Linked DNA regions of Homo sapiens: region 2 is linked to region 1. Evidence: chromatin loops called from intact Hi-C (ENCODE). Cell type or tissue: heart right ventricle. All regions are shown on one strand.

Evidence for each region. Hi-C counts contacts between places; a loop is a spot of excess contacts. Peaks named below come from ENCODE experiments on the same cell type or tissue, not always from the same donor. Only the 100,000 strongest peaks of a DNase experiment are listed, where the experiment ranks them.
Region 2: a loop joins it to region 1, with 15 times the contacts of the local background. A loop is called at or near these places in 1 of 110 quality-filtered maps.

Annotation. Positions count from the first base shown.
Region 1 is chr9:123,862,848-123,867,847 of GRCh38, reverse strand. The region is part of intron 2 of DENND1A (DENN domain containing 1A); the gene reads left to right. Among named protein-coding and RNA genes, the nearest start is that of DENND1A, 65 kb to the left of the region's middle. RefSeq lists enhancers at 3,895-4,436, 4,437-4,979. In heart right ventricle, no CTCF peak of the experiment used is centred here; a DNase peak (open chromatin) is centred at 2,457; H3K27ac peaks cover 2,331 bases.
Region 2 is chr9:124,545,140-124,550,139 of GRCh38, reverse strand. All of the region lies in intron 3 of NR6A1 (nuclear receptor subfamily 6 group A member 1), which reads left to right. Among named protein-coding and RNA genes, the nearest start is that of NR5A1, 40 kb to the right of the region's middle. In heart right ventricle, no CTCF peak of the experiment used is centred here; no DNase peak of the experiment used is centred here.

The sequences.
Region 1 (5,000 bases):
AGCCATAGTCCCAAGGCTGACTCTAGTAGGCCCTGTTTGGATCACGTACCCATTCATGAACCAATAACCATGACTTTTGAGTTGTTGATTGGAGGATAAGGGAGTGTGTTGGGGGAGCAGGGGGAGAACTGGGGGAGCTGTTCAGGACCACCTGGATCCTATAGCCTGAGAATGGGGCAGGGTGGTTCCTCAGAGGAAAATCTGGTGCTATTACTGGAGGAAGGGAGAACGGATGCTGGGCCGCCAAAACAGATGTCTACTGCAGCCATCAAGAAAATGTTTGATTCAAAATATTCTTTCCAAAAAAGCAGTGAGATAATAATGAAGCTTGGAAACATTTATAACTAAAATGATTTAAATCAAGTTTTAATGCTTAAAAATACCGATCTTCAGGTTTCTTGAAAACTGCCATGTAAGACTGATTTCCCCAGGAGTCTACATGCCCGAGGTCTTATTATCACACTTCTAAATCATTAATCACCTATTCTTTGAGTGTTCACTTTAGACTGTGCTAGACTCTGTAGAGAGTGGAACGTTCACCCTATAAAACAGGAACTAGACCTCATGTTTTAAATGCTTAGAAGACTTTTTTTAAAAAAACCTTTAGGAAGTTACATTCTAGCTTTTGAACTTCTGTTGGTATTATTTCACAACACATTTTGCATTTCCTTCTTTATGTTACATTGAAAACATGCAGTCCGCTCAAAGGCTTTCTTTAGAAAAAGAAAGCTTTACTGAAGATATCACTGTGAGCTTGCTTTGCCCAGCAGAAGACTTTAATAAGTTGCTCAATTTAAAGACAGTTTTCTTACCTTTAATATGTTCTTAGACATTAGAATTTTCTGCTATCACGAAGCCTTATTTGAGGAGAAGATAGATGCAGATAAATTGCTGTCTAGATTATAACAATGTCCTTAATTATCTTTGAATAATTTGTAATAAAAACAGTATAATGGCCAGTCTGTAGACTTTGAAATCAAACAGACTTAGGTTCAGATTTCTTTTGCCACTCATTAATTGTTTGACTTTGGGAAAGCTATTTAAACTAAATTCTGGTTTGCCCATTGTTTAAGTGGGACTTCTATCTACTTGGCAGGTTGTTTTGTAAATTAGAGATAATATGTACTAAAATGCTCAGCACAGGAAGTGGTACAAACCAGCATTCTTGTGGTGATGTAATTTAACGTCACCCTTAAATTAAAAACATAAAAACCCTAAACTCCAAACCAAAATCAAACAACACAACTTCCGGAAATTGTGCTATCATTAAGAAATGAAATTTTTGTGATAGAATTTATGTAAATTCCTTTTTGAAGGGATTCAAATATTAGAATGATAGTCATTATTACTATATGAAAGATATGACAACTTGATAAAAAGAACACTGCCTGAACTGACTAATTTTCTTTTTCAGAAAATGTAGAATTAATTCTGAGTTGTTCCCAGAAAAACACACTTTGGGCACATGAATAATTCAACCTATATATTTTTTTCTTCCACTTATGTGTCACAGTTTAACAAGAACCCAGTGATCAATCCTCAGCTACCAGAGTTTTTATTTAAACTGTCTACTTGTGAGAAAGAGCCAGATGCTGAGAAAATAAGCTAGGATTAGAAATGTATTAAAACAACCCATTTCTGGAATATGGTCTAAAGTTTGTGTGTATTTAGCCCAGTTTTCTGTCCTCGCAGTAATGATCCTGATACTCAGAATGATAGAATTGACTTCTTGAACATAAAGCACATTTTCCATTGGTTTGTTAGGTTGTGCTTACCATGAAAGGAAAAGTGACAAAAGTATTTGGGAAAGATTTTATACACAGACCAAAATGAAAAATATTTTCATCATGGCCGTCCAGGAAGTAGAAAATCAGCTAAGTGCTAAGTGGAACATTCATTTCCTCTTTCTAGTATTTTGGTTAACGGAAATACATCCCCCCAAAATGCCCCCAAAATATAGTTAGAGAAATTTGGTTTAGAGGATGGTTTCTAGAGTCAGGTCATGTGGGTCAAAATTCTGGCTCCCCTACTTAGGACATATCCCTGTGTAATTTTGGGCAAATTACTTAATTTCCTTCCTTGTTTTAGTTCCCTATGCTGTAAAATGGGGATAAATGGGGATGATGATAATATCTCATATTATCATCACATTTGAGGATTCAGAAACACAGTATTTAAAGAATTAAGCACAGGGCATGGCACAGAGTTTCTCTCAGTTTGAACTATCATGAAGAAAAACATGAAATTTGTTTTGATCCTTCAAACTGGAAATTGAGGATCATCAGGAGTCTGCCCTGGGGGGACATCCCCTGATCCTGTCCTCCTCATTCTGAGCCTTCTCATTCTGCACACATGGTGGAGGGGCCCTGGGACCAGTCCTAAGGCAGTTCCAGGCCCAGGGCCTTGGGAATGCTGCTTTAGGTTTCTTTCTTACCTCTAACAGCCCCAGCAAGTCCAGTTTAGGCTTTAAAAAAGTTCTTAATCCCTGGGGTGGACCCTGGAACAAGCTGACCTAATTTCTCTTGTTTTTGCTGAATGGAAATTGAGTTGACTTGGGTTTTATTTAGGCTTCGTGGGGCCTGCTGCAGGATCAAAGCTCAGGTCTAGACCCAATTGAAGTTGAGATTTAGATTTAGAGCTGACCACTGCTACATTTTTCACTTCTTGTTTTGAAAGCTTTTTTTTAATTACACAGTTTATTCAGCAATATTTATTATAAATGCGAAAGGTGCTGGGGATGGGTGAGGACATTCCAGCAGAAGGAAGAGCATCTGCAAAGCTATGGAGGGATATTTAATTTTCTTTTTATTAATCAAAAATATGACTCAGGTTCTGATTAGTATGTAGGGACCCTGTACAGTCATGCTCAGTCTAAGAATATCAGCTCCAAGAGGGCAAGGATCATTTACTTGGTTCACTGATGTGTCCCCAGCACCTAGAACAGTGACTGGAATGTAGTAGGCACTCAGTGTGTATTTGTTGGACCAATAAATGAGTTGACACAATTCCAACTGATTGCAGAGAACCTAGATATTTTGATTCATCTCCACAGTTTTATTGTTGATAAATATCTCATTTCCAGTAGGTTGAATGGCTACTCCATTTGCTGTATTGTTTTTTTAATGGAAATTCATGGGTAGGTCTAGGGGGAGGGCATTTATATTAGCGGCAGGAGTTCTGCTGCAGTTTTCTCTCCCGCGATTTTTCTGGAAGATGTTATTCTGCCTTTTCTATGAGCAGACGTGCTTAGGACGAAAAGTTTAAAGGAAGGCGCTCTCACATTCGTCTCCCTGGGCGAGGAATGCCTTTTCCTCCCCATTTACCAAGTGTCCATCAGACTTCCCACAGTACAATGAGGCATTTACCCCGGGCCTCGGCGTCAGCCTGTACTTTTTACATTTTAGGCTTTTTCTGCCACCCCTGGGAAACTGCCCTGTGGTCTGGAATCATGGGAATTTGTGTCACTAAAAGCTGTTTCCCCACCCTCTCCTCTAGCAGAAGCAGTGTGTGTATACAGCAGGAAGAGCTTTGGACTTGGGTTTTAATTATGGCTCTGCAACTAATAGTGATCTGACCTTGGGGAAATTATTCATCTTTTTTTGGTTGAATTTTCTCATTTGCAAATAAAACTTGGATAATGCTTATCTTTTAGAATTGCCATGAGGATTAAATAAAATACTAATCATAAAATAATTAACAGTGCCTGGTTAGTTTTCTTTCTTCTGTCACATCAAATCATTGTTTTCCACTCTTTTAGCTTCTTGGCACAAAAGGACAGCTATATTATTTTTCATAGTGTAGAGGACTATAGAGTCTTTGAAACTCTCGATAATGATTTTCTGTGTGTTTTTTTTTTTTGAGTGAAGCAATATGGAGTTTTGTTAATATATTTTCAATGACATGGAAACAGTCCTTTAAAAAAAAAATCTCATATATTTAATTTAAAACTTTTCCAGACTATGAACCTAAAGTCAGGATCTTCGGATATAGTTCTTGTGCCCATACTCAGCTTCCTATAGAGGACATAGCATGTTTAAGCTTTGGGGAGAGAGAGAAAAATATATGTGTGGTGAAAGAGATATTTTAGCCTGCTTTTGTAACTTTAGCTTTGCTATGCAATGTGCCAAAAGTTATTTCTCCCTAGGGAGTGCCTCTTTCAACAGTTTGCGAAGGCAGCATAAATTCTCACTTGGTGTTCAAGGAAGATGGTAATACAATTTAGTACAACCAAAGTTGTTTTTTTTTTTTTTAACTTGTTAGAAACCAAAATGTGATTGCAGTGGCAAATTTGTCAGCACACTCGAGTTTAACAAGTGTTCGAAGGATTAGTAAAGGAAATGTAGTTTACTCTGCAGCTTTTATGACAAAGAATTTAAAAGGTTTTGCTCTAAGCCCCACCATGTGTTTCTTCCTTTTCTCCAAAACATACCTTTAAGTTGAAAAGAGAGATGAATCTCTTAGGGAGAAACTATTAACTCTGAGGGAGTTTATCATTGTTTGAGAGGAAGCAGAGCATTTACATTTGAATCAACTCTGAGTGTAGCTTGTGCCCTAATCTCATTCCTTCTAGAAGTTGGTGAGGAGTTTAAGTACTTCCTACTTTGTGTTCTGGTCCTCATAGTGCCATCCTAATTTTCCTGGGGATCATACATTTCGTAATTCAAAGTAAGCAAACTGGACACGGTGCCTTGGTTATGCATGGAAATATTTTCTGTAGTTGTCAAAGTTCTCTAAGTAGGGCCATTGGCCAGAATTGTCTCATTGTCATCGCACTTATTACCATGCTAAAAATGCTATAAAAAAGACCAAATACTACAGAAAGTTTGAAAAAGAGATAAAATATAAGCACCTCCATCACAATCCTATTTTCAAGTTTTGAAGATTCCCATTTGATGTATTTGCAGTTGAGGTACAGTTTAAATGAGAGAAAGCAAGATCTTAATGTTGACCACAAACATTTTCATCAGTTTTTCATGGCTGCATCAGAGTTTTATAGTTTG
Region 2 (5,000 bases), 680 kb before region 1:
ATGAAACACTGAGAAGGTCACACATATACACACACAGAGAGGTAAGTTCACTCAATCTAATCCTGAGAAAACAAACAAGCCCATATTGAGGGACATTCTTCAGAATAACTGACATTTGACAAAATACCCATTTGAAAAGTGTCAAAGTCACAAAAAAACAAGGAAAGACTGAGCTGTCACAGATTGGAGAAGACTATGAAGGCATGACAGCTAAATGCAATGTGGGCCCCTGGATTGTGTTCTGGAACAAAAGATATCAGTGAAACAACTGGAGAAATCAAAATAAAGTATGTACTTTGGTTAATAGTATTGTACCAAGGTTAATTTCCTAGTTTTGATGACTAGACATGATTATGTCCATTGTTAAAAGGAGGAGGGTGTATGGGAACTCTCCATACTATTTTTGCAACTCTTGTATAAAGTCTAAACTTACCTCAAAATTTAAAAAATTAACTATTAAAAAAATGCAGCTGCCATTTGTGGCTGGGGCTTTTTCACCTATGTGCAAGACAGCTCTCTGTTGTTCTCCATCTTTGGATATGGAACTGAGTATCTTTTCAGACCTGAAAGTTGGCTGGTCAGAAAACTCCTTAGCAAAGCAATGAGGAAGATCTAAAGAAGGGTGGTGAATGGAGACTGGGCCCTGTCTGTCCATCCCCACTACTGCACTAGTATCCCCCATGTATGTTCCTTACCCATCTTGCAGTCTTCGGGATAAAGTCAGGCTCCTTAAGGTGATTTTCAAGGCCCCTCTGACACTGGCATCAGCCACCTGATCCCTTTCCTTCTCCATTTGGTGTTCCCCACTCACAATCTGCATTCCATCCTAGTTCTTCAAAAACCCAGTGATGTTTCCTGTTTTGCACATGTGGTTTCATCTGCCTGGAAGAAGAGGGGGTTTAAACATCCACCCCTTCTTCTACTCCTGACTTCAAGGTTCAGCGTTTATTTGTAACATCCTCTAAGAAGCCTTCTCTGACACCATCCCCCACCAGATAACCCTCCTGTGCTTCCACAGCTTTTTTGCATGCCTTCTGCCATAACCCTGGTCATCTTGTGTTATCTTTCTCTGTTCACTCATCTGTTTCCCTCATTATTAGACAATGAGCCCCTCAAGGGCCATGATCAAGTCCTACTTTTCTGTTGGTCCTTCAGCAAATAACTCAGTAGTGATAGGATGCTCCCTGGTTAGATGGATTGACTGTGATGGAGGGCCATGGCAGGAAGTGGGATGGGGAAAATATTGTCAGAGGAGAAATGAGGATACAGTCAGCTTCGTGGCGGGTGGTGGGGGTGGGTGTCATGTTAGTTAAGTAACTGTGAAAAAATAAAAAATTTCCTTAACTCTGTGGTCTCATAACTTGCTAACTAGTTCAAAAGTATAAAGGTCAAGGAAAGCTTCTTGGAGGAGGTGATGTTTGCAGAATGGCATTGTGAGGCAGTGATCCTGTGGCATCGCCATATCACTTTACCAGGGTAAAAAGTGCCCCAGGACACAACACAGAGGTCTGCATGAAGCACTGAGAAATCTCAAGGAGGGATAACATTTGAGCAGAATCTTAAAGAAATCAAAGTTCGTGTTCCTTACAAACATTTTTTTTACATTTCTTACATTTTCCTTATGAACTTTTTTTTTTACATTTTATTATACCAAAAAAATTTGTAGAGACAAGTTTTCAGCATGTTGCCCAGGCAGCTCTTGAACTGAGGATCAAGTTCAGCTGAGCTAAACTGAGCTCAAGCAATCCTCCCGCCTCAGTCTCCCAAAGTGCTGGGATTATAGGCATGAGCATATGCCTGCCAAAAGATTGTTTGTTTTTAAATTAAGACTTTAAAATTTTGTTCTGTTTTATTTTTAAATAATTTCAAGCTTACAGAAAAGTTGCAACAGTAGTAATAATTCCCATATGCCCTTTACCTAAATTCACCAATTGTTAACATTTTGCCACATTTGCTTTATCATGCTATTTGTTTTATTATTTTCCCTCCCCCCTCCCCCTTGCTCTTCTTTCTGTCTCTCTCTTCCACCTTCCCCACTTCCCACAGGTAAGTAAGTGTGTGTGTGCCTGCATGTACGCACCTTCTTAGCCATTTGAGAGTGAGGCATAGGCAGTGTTCCTTTTATTTCTAGCAATCACAGTACTGTTATCAAAATCAGGAAATTTAACCTGACACAGTACTATCTTATTAGCAGATCTTATTCAATTTTTGCCAGTCATCTCAGTGTCCTTTATAGCAATTTTATTTTCTCTGATCTAGAAGCCACTTCAGGAAATCACATTACATTTAGTTTTTATGTCTTTTCAGTCTCTTTTAATCTGAAATAGTTCGTCAGTCTTTCTTTGTCTTTATTAACATTGTCGATTTTGAAGCAAATAGGTCATGTATTTTGTAGAATATCCCTTAATTTGGGCTTGTCAGTTTCCTCACGAATACATGCAGGTTATGCATTTTTCGCAAGAATGCCATAGAAATGATGTTGTGTCCTTCTTAGACCATAATATCAAGAGCACATGATGTAAGTGTATACCCATTATTGGTGATATTAACTTGAATCACTTGGTTATGATGATGTCACTTAGGGAAGGTGATGTTGCCAGATTTTTCCACTTTAAGTTTCTTTCTGAGTACAGGCAACATATGCAGAGACAGAACTATGTAAAACAGAATAGCATGTTTAAAGACTAACAAATAGTTATCTACATGTAGGGTATAGCATTTATGGCAAGAGATGAGGATGAGGGGTCCCACCAGAACCAGATGATAGATGGTCTTGAATGCCATGCTAAGGAGCTTAGATTTGGCCCATGAACCAAAGGCACCACCGACAGGTTTTGAGTGGAGCTTTGATGTAGTTAGCTTTGTTATTTATGGTTTCTGGGTTTTGTTGACTGCCTAAGCCCAAGCAAATGAAGAATGGTAGGCATATGAGTTCCAAAGCAGAAAAAGTGTTTGTGGTGCCTTCTGAGAAGATAGAAGAGCCATGGCTAGGGCCATTCTCTTTCTTAGACTTAGATAAGAGTTACAGCAGAACCATTCCTGTAATACTGCACACAGGAGCCATTTGTTCTTTTTAATCAAATCACTGCCAAATAGATTTTAGCCCTGCTGAAAAACTTGTTAGTTCAGTATGGCATCAAGGAACAAGTACAGCTTTAGAATCAGAAGATCTAAATGGAAACTCCAGCTCTGTCAGTTCTTCCCTGAGCAAATCTCTTTACCTCTCTGAGCTCTGTTTCCTCATCTCAAAAATGCGTGGGAGAATAATACACCTTCCAAGGTGGTTGTGAGGATCACATGAGATAACATACATATGTGCAAGAACATTATAAGTTTGAAAATATGGTCCAAGTTTTTGTTTTTAACAGAGGCAGTGTGGCACATTGTATTGATTTCCACACTTCAGGTGGTTTCATGGCATCTTGACCGATTTTATCATCTCTAAATGGGTACTGCTGTTTATATTAGTCTTTCAATAACTTTTAAAAATCAAAGTTAATTTTTAAAGGCAATTCTTTACCACCTCATTAAAACTTTGTTCTGTTTTATTTTGAAGTAATTTCAAGCTTACAGAAAATTTGCAACAGTAGTAAGAATTCTCATCTGCCCTTTACCCAAATTCACCAATTGTTAACATTTTGCCATGTGAGTTGCACATCAGAATAAATGTATAATTTAAGAATAATTAATAATTAAGAATGTATAATTAAGAGTTTATGCACCACCTAAAAGTATCTTATGTTTCTCCACTAGGATGCATACATAGTAGTAGTAGAAAGAAGTCTGGTCTTACAGTCTGATAGTGTGGGTTCCAACCCTGATTCTGCTCTTTAGTTTCTGTCTCTTCCAGCAAAATACTTCATTTCTGTGAGCCTTAGATCCATCTGTTCAATGGGAGTGATACTAATACTTTACTCATGAGTGATTTTACCTCAGAGAACAGTATGTAACACATAGTAGATTTCTATCATATACGTATTTTGTTACTCTGGGTGGGGTCGAGGAAGAAGATGAACATTTTTTTGAGATGGAGTTTTGCTCTTGTTGCCCAGGCTGGAGTGCAATAGCACCATCTCAGTTCACCGCAACCTCCACCTCCCGGGTTCAAGCAATTCTCCTGCCTCAGCCTCCCGAGTAGCTGGGATTACAGGCATGTGCCACCACGCCCGGCTAATTTTGAATTTTTAGTAGAGACATGGTTTCTCCATGTTGGTCAGGCTGGTCTTGAACTCCCAATCTCAGGTGATCTGCCCTCCTCAGCCTTCCAAAGTGCTGGGATTACAAGTGTGAGCCACTGTGCTTGGCCGATGAGCTTTTGAATTTCAGAACAAGAGATTGGCAAGATGTAAATCTTTAAGACATGTGGCCCTTTAAATGAAAAGTAAAGTATGTTGCTTTCTTTTCACACCTCCAGGACAGTGAAAATGAGGTAACAGCCGAACTATTAATACATTTGGTGTTGTATTCCAGTGACAGATCTTTGTTCTCTACCTATGAGCTGAAATAAAGACATGTGAGATGTTATTATTGGAAATAGAAATACCCAAAGACTGTCATTGACCATGGAACAGCAGAGAAGCGATTGTAAAGATTTTAGAACTTGAAATTAGATTGAAAGAGACCTCCCAGCCAACAAGCAGCATACATCTAGCTCTAACATAGGCTATGTATGTTTCTTACTCCAAATTCACAACAGCTTTTTATAAAGCAGACCGACCCTGTTGCCTCCATTTAGCAGATGAAAATATTAAGATTCTAGCAAAGTTGAGAATAGAACCTTGGATTTTTAACTCAAAGAGGCTAGGGAGAGGGAAGGATTAGTTACTAAGTGCTTACTTTACATGCAAGGCCCTAAGGTTGGTGTTTTATCCATACCATTTTATGTAATGTAACATAAAACAAGTACCAGTATTTTCTCTTTTCATTTCAGTAAACTGAAGTCCAGAGAGGCAGAGAAACTTGTTCATAATTATACAGACCAGGAAGAAACAGGATTTGGA